3 separate regions of the Mus musculus genome follow, and all the other regions are linked to region 1. The links are chromatin loops, found by intact Hi-C in ENCODE. Cell type or tissue: left cerebral cortex. All regions are shown on one strand.

Evidence for each region. Hi-C counts contacts between places; a loop is a spot of excess contacts. Peaks named below come from ENCODE experiments on the same cell type or tissue, not always from the same donor. Only the 100,000 strongest peaks of a DNase experiment are listed, where the experiment ranks them.
Region 2: it touches region 1 in a loop (2.5-fold over the local background); 2 of 42 quality-filtered maps call a loop at or near these places.
Region 3: it touches region 1 in a loop (2.6-fold over the local background); 2 of 42 quality-filtered maps call a loop at or near these places.

What each region holds. Positions count from the first base shown.
Region 1 is chr16:29,033,940-29,037,939 of GRCm38, forward strand. No RefSeq gene overlaps it. Among named protein-coding and RNA genes, the nearest start is that of Mb21d2, 110 kb to the left of the region's middle. In left cerebral cortex, no CTCF peak of the experiment used is centred here; a DNase peak (open chromatin) is centred at 1,774; H3K27ac peaks cover 524 bases.
Region 2 is chr16:29,158,040-29,162,039 of GRCm38, forward strand. No RefSeq gene overlaps it. Among named protein-coding and RNA genes, the nearest start is that of Plaat1, 50 kb to the right of the region's middle. In left cerebral cortex, no CTCF peak of the experiment used is centred here; a DNase peak (open chromatin) is centred at 1,801; H3K27ac peaks cover 484 bases.
Region 3 is chr16:29,170,147-29,174,146 of GRCm38, forward strand. No RefSeq gene overlaps it. Among named protein-coding and RNA genes, the nearest start is that of Plaat1, 38 kb to the right of the region's middle. In left cerebral cortex, no CTCF peak of the experiment used is centred here; DNase peaks (open chromatin) are centred at 1,788 and 2,180.

The DNA.
Region 1 (4,000 bases):
TTGTGAAAGAAATGGGAGAGGATCTTGCCAGATCACATCAGCATCTACTGAAGAAGTTCAGGCTCTATAACCTAAGGGGCTTTGCTTAGTTTTCCATTATCACACCGCATCACAAGTGTCATGCACACAGGAGCCTCACCATGGCATACCTACAGCGAACAGTGTACACAGGCTTCCAAACCTAGGGGCCTATGCCAGCAAGTATTTCTGTAGAGCATTTGTCAGATGCTGTGACTCAAGGTTGGCATCCTCCATCTATCCCTCAGGCTCTGATCTCTAAGAGAGCATCACCTGTTGCCCCACTCCCATCTCACGGTACTTCATTAATAGAGCAGTTGGAGAGCAGAGCAAGCTGGCTTTTCCCCTCCTTCCCAGCCCGCCTAGCTCTAATGGATCAGCACTGCCTGCCATGTGACCACAGGAAAACCACAGTCCTGTTGGCTAGAACGACACAAAGATAATGAGACAATAACCTCCTCTCTCTGAGATGCTTCCCTCGGGAGGGAAGGCACACGGGCAGGGAGACCTGGTGAGGCGGGATTGCAGTGGGCCCGGGAAAGCAGAGCATCGGAGGCAAGTCTGTGGGGGCTGCTGTGGCTCTGGCGGTTTATGCGCGCCACCTTTGTGCGCCTCACTTATGGACTCGGTGGGTGCCACATCTGATTAATTTAAAAAGCGGCACCTTCCCTCCTCTCTCATTATAGAGAACTCCACTGGGCCTTGTCTTGACAGGTTAGGCGCAAAATGACAGATGGGGCTGAAGGAATGGTCCCCTCCCCCCAACCTAGTCAGAGTTCCCTCACTGACCTCTCTCCCAAGCTTGGAGGACAAGTCCTTGTGGCTAGGCTGCTGCACAGGGCACCACCTGCTTGGAACCTTGATAGCAATTAAGAAAATTCTCTGTTGCATCTGCATTTCGACTTTAACATTGACTCTGAATTTGTTATTCCCTGTTTGAAGGTTTTGTAAGAATATGCTGTTTATTCCACTGTAACAAGCTAGTCACATTAAAAACAAAACTATGATTATAGAACTGGATAAAGAACATGGCTCCACTTATGGAGAAAAATGTTTAACTACCCACCAACAGTATATGCATTAAAAATCTGAACGTATTCTAACAATCTGCATGAACTGGTTGCCCCCATCCCCCGCAGGGGGGAGATGAGATCACATGGGAGGAATCTTTATTCTCTGCTCGGTTTGGATGCTTACTCTAAATGAGATGGAAATACAATGGCATTTCCATTAGAAAAAGAATTTATTGTTAAATTGACTTCACAAGAAATTATACCTTTAACCATTGTGCTTAAAACAGCTATTTGTTTCATTTGAGTCTTTCTCCATCTAACCACGATGAGAATTACAGTGTGTATGTAATAATTCTTAGCTTAGAGTTTCACTTAATGCTACTTCATTTGTACTTGCCCGAGAATATAATTGGCATAGTTTTATTAGCGGATGCTTAATTGTACATGGATTCAATGTCTATTTATATAGAACAGCGTTCTTTGGAAATCACATGCTAACTCTTTGCCTGTAGAGTTTACCAGAGCTGAAGACAAGGGGGTGACCAATGGCTGACAAGTTCACCGGCAAGCCTTACACATACTCCACTCCCTTTACTTTATAGGAGACAAGGTCAGAGAAATAATACAGCCTGTTAAAGACACATGGTTCCTACCCGTCCTTGAATGGTGGTGGTTTGAGAACTCTCCTAGAGTGTGTGGCTGCATGTGGGTGTCCGTGCTTGCTTGCTGGCATTGAGCTTCATTTTCACATTTCTATATCAGGTAGAATGAGGCCTGTGCTCGGAGCTATTCTCTGTTCTTCCCAGCTGGAAGTCAGCTCCTTACCACAGAAAACCCATCTGTACTTCCTTTGTAATGTGACTTCTTTTCATTTATATAATCTTCAGCCCTAGATCCTAAGTTCCTTGGGGAAAAGGATCTATGTCTTACTTCATATTCCCTTCCTTCGTCCTTCCCTCCTTCCCTCCTTCCTTCCCTTCCTCCCTTGCTTCTGTTTCTTCCCTTTGGAGACAAGATCTCACTCTGTAGCCTGGGCTTTAAACTCACAGAGCCTCTGCCTCATGAGTGCTAGGGTTAAGCGTGTGCACAACCACACCCAGGTAACACAGCACTTTCTAAAACAGTGGTTCTTCACCTTCATGATGTTGCAACCCTTTGTGGTGACCTACAACCATAAAATTGTTTTTGTTGTTACTTCATAACTGTAATTTTGCTACTGTTATGAATTGTAATGTAAATATGTGTATTTTCTGATGGTTTTAGGTAACTCTTGTGAAAGGATCATTTAACCCCCCCAAAAAAGGACTAAAGACCCACAAGTTGAGAACAGCTGTTCTAAACAGCTTAATAATATTAATAGGTGTTAGGGATAGAGAGATGGCTCAGTGATTAAGAGCACTGACTACTCTTCCAGAGAACCTGGGTTCAATTCCCAGTACCTACATGCATTTCACAGGTATCTGACTCCAAGTCCAGATCTGTTATCTAATTCTGGCTTTTGTAAGCACCACTTACGCACGTGGTTCATGGAAATACACAAGTCAAAACCCTCATAGACATAAAATGAATAAACTTAAAAAATTAAAAGTAAAGTAGTTGTAGAAAAATATATAGCTTTCTCTACTCAAGGGACTCATAAAGTTTTTCATTTTAATTTGTATTAGTATTTTATGTTGTATCTTCATTAAGATATTTCATTAACATAATAATTTTGCATACTTAAGAGGTAGAGTATGATAATTCTCTCTCTCTCTCTCTCTCTCTCTCTATATATATATATATATATATATATATATATAATGTGTAATGATTGAATCAGGCAGTTAGCATTTTTTCTCCTTTATCATTTATTTGTTAGAGACTTTGAGTTCCTCTCTTGTAGCTCTTTTTAAAAGAAGTCCTAAATTGCTGTGAACTGTGCTCACCCTATCCATCCTATCTAGTGCTGTAGAATATGAGCACCTGTACTCTTATGTAATTATATTCTGATACATGTTATACAACCAGTTTGCGTTGGCTTATTCGTCTCCTTCCTATATTAAAGATGGCCACTATCCTATCCTTTACTTCATACATATGGCATGTGTTTGTGTGTGTATGTGTGTGTGTATGTATGTGTGTGTGTGTCTGCACACATATGGCATGTGTTTGTGTGTGTATGTGTGTGTGTATGTATGTGTGTGTGTGTCTGCATGCATATGCATGTATGTGTATGTATGTGCGTGTGTCTGTGTGTGTCTCTCTGTGTACATGTATATGTATGTGTGTGTGAATGTGTGCATGTATGTATGTGTATGTGTGTGCATATAAAGACAATGGTCAGCCTCAGGTATCATTCTTCTGAAGATACCTTGATTCTGAGACAGGGTCTCTCATTGGCTAAATTTGTGGGTTAGGTTAGAGCACTCCAGGGATCAGTCTGTCTCTGTTCCCACCTCCCCTACTGCTAGGAATTCAAATACATTCAACCATGCCTGGCTTTTTAGCATAGGTTTTGTTGGTGGAACGCAGGTCTCTCTCATAGTACAGCAAGGGATTTGACAACTGAGCTTTCACCCCAGCCCTGCATGACACCAACTTTTTCAGTTTCCACATATGAGTGAGAACGTGAGGTAATTGTTTTTGTGCTTAGTTTATTTCATGTAACATACTATCCTATACAATTCTATTCTTATTTATAGCTAGAGAATAATCCTTAATGCATAAGCAGAAAAACCTCTTGATGCAGCCATCCCTTTATGGACCCGTACCTGATTCTGTCTGTTGGCTATATGACTAGTGCTATGATAATCAAGGTGTCCATATTAGTGTCTTTTTGACATACTGACTGCATCACCATGGGGGGCACTCAGTAGCAGTTTAGGTTGACTGCATGATAGTTCCATTTCTACATGTTTAAGGAAGTTAAAACAATGTATAAAACAGTCCCCAGAGCACTAAAATTCTAAGCTGGGATAGGTGCAAGAGGA
Region 2 (4,000 bases), 120 kb after region 1:
CCTATCTCTTCTCTTCCCCAGATCCACTGTTCCTCTGTACCACTCCAGAAATGAACAGGCTCTCAGTGCTCTCAACCAAACATGGCAAAAGAAGATGCAAAAAGACTAGGCACAAATCCTCACATCAAGGCTAGACAAGGCAATCCAATAGGTGGAAAAGGGTCCCAAGAACAAGTATAAGAGTCAGAAACACCCCTTCTACAGCTCTTAGAGAAGTGTTACAAACACCCCAAGCTGAACAACTACAGCATATATGCAGAGGACCTAGCTCAGACTTATGCAGATGATTGCTGCTTCAGTCTCTGTGAGCCTCTATGAGCCTTGCTTACTTGATTCTGTGGGTTGATTTGTTCTTCCAGTGTCCTAGACCCCTCTGGCTCCTAAAACCTTTCCTCTCCTTGTTTTGTAGGGTTCCTTGAGTGCCATCTAATATTTGGGTGTGGGTCTCTGCATCTATTCCCATCAGCTGCTGGAGGACGCCTCTCTGATGTTGATTGGGCTGGGCATCTATGTATGCGTGTAGCAGAATATTCCTAGGAATCATTTCATTGACTTTTTATTTTGGTCAGTTTTGTTTGGTTCTACTCTAATCATCTGAGTCACCCAGCTTCTGGTTTCTAGACTCCAGGCATTATTTGGGCCTGGGCTCCCTCTCATGGCTTGGGCTTCAAGTTAGAACAGTTATTGGATGGCTACTCTCACAAACTCTGAGACACCATTTGTAGTGACAGTTTTGGAGTTTTGGTTTCTTTGTAAAACACAGAAATGTTATGAGCGTATGTTTTTATTTTGATCCCCGATGTGGGATTTGAGGCTACTTCAGACTGTTCACGGCAGCAGACTATGCTTTGCCTAGTGCTATGGCAGGGGCATGATTTTGCCAGCTGTAGATTCTATGATTGTGTGACAATTGTAATTCTGGAGACCTTAAGAGGGTATATAAATGTAACAACGCCTCTCACCAAGAGGCAGGGTGAGTTGTTCCTTGGATGTTGGTTGGTTGGTTGTTTTTTGGTTGTTCTTGATTGCTATTGGTTGTAGTTGATTGTATTTTGGTAAGCAAAGAAGAAACAACAAAAGGAAGAAATCTGATATCCTGATCGTGAACATCAAACTTGCCCCAAGGAGTTCAGTGCCCATAATCAGCAGGAAGTAATCTAACAATAACATTGCCCCGCTTCTGATCTCTGACTTTATACAGGCATCTCTTTCCTCTCCTTTCTATCCTCTTTTCTCTCCTATCTAGTACTAGGGGTTTGAAAGGATAGAAAGAGAATGAGAGAAAGAAGAACTCAGAAAGTAGCAAAGACTGGCTACAAACATTGCCCCAGGACATCTTGCCGGCAGAGAAGGTAGAGGTCAAAGGTTTTATGGCTCAATTGGTGTCCTGGTTCCACACTGGGATCCTTGGCAGGTTACTAAAGATGGCCAGTTCTGGCTCTGAATTTCTTAATTTAATATTACCTTGTAATTTAATAAACCCCAATTACCTCAGTTTTAGAAACTCATTTACACAGAGTTCCATGGCTTAGTAGATGAAATTTGGTAAGGAAGCTGGAAGGGAACTCTTCCTGCTCATTTACTAATGGCCTTGAGAAAAATATTTCACTTGTTGTGTAGCTCCTAGAATAGCAAACTGGAGGAGTTTTACTATTTACAGGTCATTTCATCTCTTTCCCAAGACAAAGTGATAAAATAGGATTTGTGTGGGTTAACATTATACTTTCATGTTCAAGGAAGAGCTGAAACCCACCTCTCTTGCCCTACCCTGTGCCACATGAGTCAGATCAGGACTGTGTCTGTAAGGAAAGCTAGGAAGAGGTACAGGGACCTGTGCCATGTTGTAGAAATGTCATCATCATCTAACAGCAGATGCTGAACTGCATGCCTAAATAAAACATCTCCCTAGTAACTCATCCAAGATTTCCTCATTTACAGAAAGCAGCACTACACCCCAGTATGGAATAGGGTGGCACAATAGCCAAATAAAATATCTGGTTCTTTATCCATAATTTTACTATTGACACATTTCTTTCAGATTTATAATTTTCTATTACTGCAAAGTACATAGTTAGTAAAAAATTACAACAAATCAGAAATGTAAAACCTGGAAAATCATGTCCCAAAGATGAAACAAAGCCACACTTTTATGATACTCAAGTTATGCTTTTATGTAGAAACAGTAGTATCTTTGAAAGGAGAAAGGGTCAAGTATTGTCACCTTTCAGGGACAGTGTGAACCTCTGTGGAGAAGATGCCAAGTGACTGCTTCTTAAGCTGTGAGATCACCCAGGTATTCCTCTATCTTTCCCTTTTCCCCAGATGTCAGAAACTGAGGTTCGTCAGCCTTTCCATAGTCTCTCTACTTGTCTATGGTTCCTCTTGTACCCACTCCCAGAGCCAACTATAGAAAAGTCTTAAAATTCCACTACATTTTCCATCTTCAAAGGCCTTGACACAGATTTTTGTCACTGCTCTAGTTGATAGGTGTCGCATCCCACTCGACCAGCAAGAAATATGCAACCACCACCAGTTCTTCTTTAAGCAGTTTACTCAGGCAGCTACTTTCAAATCCCCCAGCCTCTCTGGTTACAAGTGTTTTTCACTCCAGCCACAACCACGCCCCCCCCCCCCCCCAATCACCACAGGTCACATCACCTCACCAGGCAGGCTTGCTCAGCCAATCAAGGATTAAGGGGGAGCCATCCACCAAATATGGGCTTGTCTACTGCCTGGAGCAGATTTCCATCCTGCTGACCAGGAAGTCCAGAATGGCTCCCTACAGATAGGTTTGTTACTACATAGGGCAAGGGGATAAAGAAAAGGGGACAAAGGAATAACTGTCACAGAGAACCCACAAAACCTCTGGTTGCTGGGGACATATTTACTGCAACTTCTGGACAGCAATGGTGGAACAAACTTCCAAGTTCCTTCTTGCTACTGCCTACATTAACATCAGCTGAGGGTCAGTATTTTTTTTCCTATGAAGGCTGACACAGTGGGTAGGAGAGCAAAGGCAGAGATCAGCTTGGTTGTCAAAGCTTTGAACTTTGTCAGCTTTGTTTCTTCCCCTCTTTCCTCTCTGAACCATTTACTTCTGAAACTACTGGGTGGCATCAGCTGGACAAGGTAGGTCACAGCCTTGAGGCACCTAATGTTTTTAGGAAATGGAGGTAGTGTCTGAAGACTGGCCATCAAAAAGGTAGAAAGAATCAAAATATGTAATGACAAAAATAAAAAAAGGTTTGTGGAAAAAATGTCTGAAAAGAATCAATTGATATAACAGAATTATATGGAAAACCAACATGTGTTCATAGTTTCAGAACCCAGACCACAAATTCGTTTTACTAGAGAGAGAGAGTTGGAGAGATGGATCAGGGGTCAAGAGCTCTTGTCTTTCCAGAAGTTCTGGGCTTGGTTCCTAGCACCCAGACATCTGTAACTTCAGTTCCAGAAGATCTGAAGTCTTCTGGCTACCCAGCGTACCAGGCGCACGGTGCACAGACAGAAAGACAGAACACCCATACATATCAAATAATAAAATGATTTTTAAAGGAAAACTGTAACCCTACAATGTATAAGCACAGCAGATTTTAATCAAATGATCGATGTGGACATCAGAGGTAATGCATCAGATTGAAAATAGTGTGGCGTCAGCTCAGAGGCAGGTGAGAGGCTTATGGCATTGCCTCTGCAGGTTTTTTCTGCCAGAGAAGAGTACCTCAAGTCTAATTGAAAAACCAACAACACAGGAATCTAAACAGAGGCATATTCTACAAAATGACTACAGTGTAATCTTGAGAATAATTAAGGCCACGAGCGTGTTCCAAATGAAATGATAAAACAGCACACACCGTGTGGTTCTGAATGCTGTGCTTTCGCTCTGCAGGACACTGTTGTGACAATTAGTGACATTTCAGGGGACCACAAGAGTAAAATGTTAGCACGTTGCGAACAATCATTCCCTCCATTTTAATAGTTATAGTTATTAATTTTCTTT
Region 3 (4,000 bases), 140 kb after region 1:
CAAAGGAAAGCACAAGGAAAAGAGATGCAGCAGGAGAGAAGGAGATGCCGGGCCAGAAGATGCCGGGGTGGGGCTAATGCCTGCTCATAAATTTCATTTTCTCTCTTTTGATGTTCCATGCCTCACTAGCCACAGACCTTAGGTAGGACTCATCTCCTATTGCCTCCAGTTTATAGCCACTTACTGTTCTGATTTAGAAATAGGGACTATTGTGTTTTTCCCTTGCAGGGCTATTGGCTTCCACTTTCTTGTTTTGGAAGCTTCAATAGCACCCTTGTTATACCTACGAACACCAGCAAAGACTGCCATTTACGCTGTCTGGGGCAAGAGGCTTAAGTCCTGAAAACATCACTTTCTTCTGTAGAGTGAAGAAAGTACATTTAATAAAACCAAAACAGGTAAGGATGTGGGATGGTTCACTGGATAAAGTTCTGGCCATGAGAGCACGAGGGTGCATTAAGATGCTCAGCTGGATATAAATGGTTAGGCAGTGACACAGCCTGCTTGTAATCAGTGCTTAGGAGGCTGAGATGAAATCCTTGGGCACAAAGCAGACTAGCTAAACCAGTCAAATCGGTGAGCTCTGAGTTCAATGAAAACCCGTACCTTAGTAAAGAATCTTCGAATAATAGAAGATAGCCAATGCCAACCTCTGGCCTACACACACACACACACACACACACACACGCACATGTATTCGTGCATGCACAGACACTCCTGCACACATATCTATAAGCATGTGAACACACACATACACATACAACATACATACTACACATACACTTCTACACATCTTGTGTGCGCCCTGACTTGCCAGCAAGAACGACGCTGCAACAGGATTCTTCCACACACATTTATTGGGAGAGCTTGATTGCAGAGGCGAAGTGACACCAAGCCCAGAACTGGTGCTGCTTATAAAGGCCTAGAAGAGGCATGTCTCACACCCGGATTGGCTATGCATGGGTTATGCTTACCACCTCATTTGCATGCCTACATCTGATTGGTTAACTTGTCACTCATCTGATTGGTTAACTTGTCTCTCATCTGATTGGTTAACTTGTCTCTCATCTGATTGGTTAATTCTCAAAACCTCATCTTGGCAAAAAAAAAAAAAACTTTACTGGCTATGTATGTGTGGTGGCCAGTGGTAGCCAGCGCCACCCTGCAACGGCACGTACATGTGGCTTCCCACATACACATATGTCCATACACATGTAAATACACACATATGCATATACACTACACATACATGAATACATATGCCCATATACATTTGAATACACAAAAATACATGTATACTACACACATATGCAAAAAAATAAAGGTAATGTCCTTTGCGCCTGCATGTCAGTGTTACAAGTACCATGACTATCCACTGATCCCCTTTGCCTACCTCTAGCATCAGTCTTAGTAGCTACTGGCGTACAAACTCTATGGTGTTACTGATCATGGCCTTCAGACTCAACAGTCATCCCTCATCCCAGCAGAGTCTGGCATATGCAGGCACTGCATAAATATCTGTTGCAGAAACAAGAGAAAGAGATGTCCAGCACACCAAGATGGCTACTCTGGGTTCCTTTGAGGGAATGTTGGACAACAACCAAAACAGGAAGCACCTAAGGCTCTTACCCTGTCTGATTTTCCTGGGCACTCTGGCTCACACCGCTATTTTTCATGGCTCTGGTTATTCAGGCAAAAGTGTTTGTTTTTTATTCGTATTTCTAGCACATTGGCTCACATCTCTTTTATATGTGTGTGTGGGAGTGTAACATGTGTCCCTTGTTCATATTTTCACACAAACGTTTTTAATTTCATGGTGCTGGGCCAAGAGTGTGTTGTTATTACTTTGTCCTATCTCCCCGGTTATTCCCAAAGAGAGCAGTTACAGCAGGCTTTTCTCTCCTCTTCTATAATAGATGGTATGTGTGTGCAGATAGCTCATTATCCCAACACAGATTTTACACACGAAGCTTAGCTGCTCAAAATCCTGCTTAAACCTCTTTCACTGAATCCCTGACCGATCTCCAGGGACTTCATTCCATGTGAAAAAAACCCTAGAAAGCCAGGAGGAGACCCTTGAATGGTGGTGGAGGCAGCGGCACAGGCGTGCAAGTGAGGCAGAGGGACAGACAAATGATAGGAGGAATTACAGATGAAGGAAGTGGAAAGGAAGTGAGCTGGGCACCACCACACTCCCACAACATGCTGTTCGCTCTACTTATTATAGCCTGGCCTGGACCATTTTCTATGAAATTTCTTTTTTTAAGTTGCTTCTATCATTACGGTGTACATTTAATGACAGTAAGGACCTGCTCAATTGCAAGAGTCCAACATAGCCTTTGACACATGGTAAATACGTCACAGTTTTGAATGAGGAATTGGATGGCTGGGTGGATGGTAAGAACAGAAAACAGAAAATCCTCAGTCTTTAAGCAGGAGTTAGCAAATATTGAACTGCCAGTACCTCCCAGAGTCAAGGCCAAGTAAAGTCTGTCAGGACCCTTACACTGAGCAAGCCCGTCTCTGAGAAGGAAAGGCCAGAAGAGAAATATCATTCAGTCAGAGGACTGGGCTCAGTAAGAGACACAAAAGTCCAAGTATTTCCTCAGCTAAGAGACAGAAGATGGAGGAATAGGTTGAACAAGAAAGGTAAACTTTGTCTTTCTATACACCCATCTTGTTAGTTCTGTTTCTGGAGACCCTGAGAGTCATTAAGGCAGGTGGATAGTCAGTGACCATTCAGAGAAGTGGTGGTTGGAGTGTGTGGATTCTGTATTGGCTACCAGAAACCATGCCCCTGGGTAAGATACTTACAACCTCTAGGAATTGGTCGATTTCCGAGTGCTATAGTCCCTTCAGTGATGCCAACGCATCAAATTATAGAGATTACAGAAATAGATTAATATATGTTTAGAAAAACAGGAGGAGAGAGAGGATGGCCTTGGGAGGAATGGGAGGAAAGTGTGTGAGATGAATAGAATCAAATGCACTGTGTGAAATTTTCAACTAATTAAAAAATATTATGTATTTTTTAATATAATGCCTTTAAATTAACTTGTCTATAGGTCCTATGATCTGGCTTTCATAGTATTTTGTCTGTTTGCTAAGATCAATATGTCCATTTACCAAATTAATTTCCTCTGGCAATTGGTTTCTTAGGTGGGAAGTTAGGACCTGTTCTCCAGACCTTTGTGGCAATAAATACAGCCTCAAGAGCAACTCAGTGAGACTGGCGCTGTTGCCAACTAAGGCTCTTGAGAAAGAGAAGGCCCTGCTCCTTGCTTCCTTTTATGAGTCAGTGGTTTGGCAAACCCCTGCCTGATCCTGTCAGTCACAGTGAGAGGCTCAATGTACTGTTAAATACATATGCACAGATGACATGGACAAGAGTGGACCTACAGACCAGGAACACCAACTTCACACTGTGATCTGAACCGGAATAGAACTTGATGGTTGCTGAGCCATCATTTACATTATTCTTAATGCTTTTTGTGATTCTAACTACTATAAAGGTAAGGGTAAAATAAACAGATTTTTCTCAATTTGTGTGTGTGTGTGTGTGTGTGTTTGCTTAAAGCCATGGTAAATCTGAGCTTGAATTTCGGTTTTAGATGGTTCTCTCTAGGGATTAAGTCTCTGGCTTTTTATTTTACAATATGAAGATAACTCTGAGGTCATGAGACAAATAACCTTTTCTATATAAAAAAATGTATGCTTGATATTAACTCAGAGTAATGGAGAGAGTCCCAAGCTTCAGGCCATTTGTCCACTGAGGGCCTAAGGCAAGTTTTACCTGCTCTTTGTATCATTTTATAATAGAAATTTGTATAAGATTCTGCTCATACATGCATATACATATTTAATAATATCTCTCTCTCTCCTCTCTCTCTCTCTCTCTCTCTCTCTCTCTGTGTGTGTGTGTGTGTGTGTGTGTGTGTGTGTTGGTAAGGAGAGGACTCTTTGTTGCAATTAACTATTTCATTTCTCCCAATTAACCAGA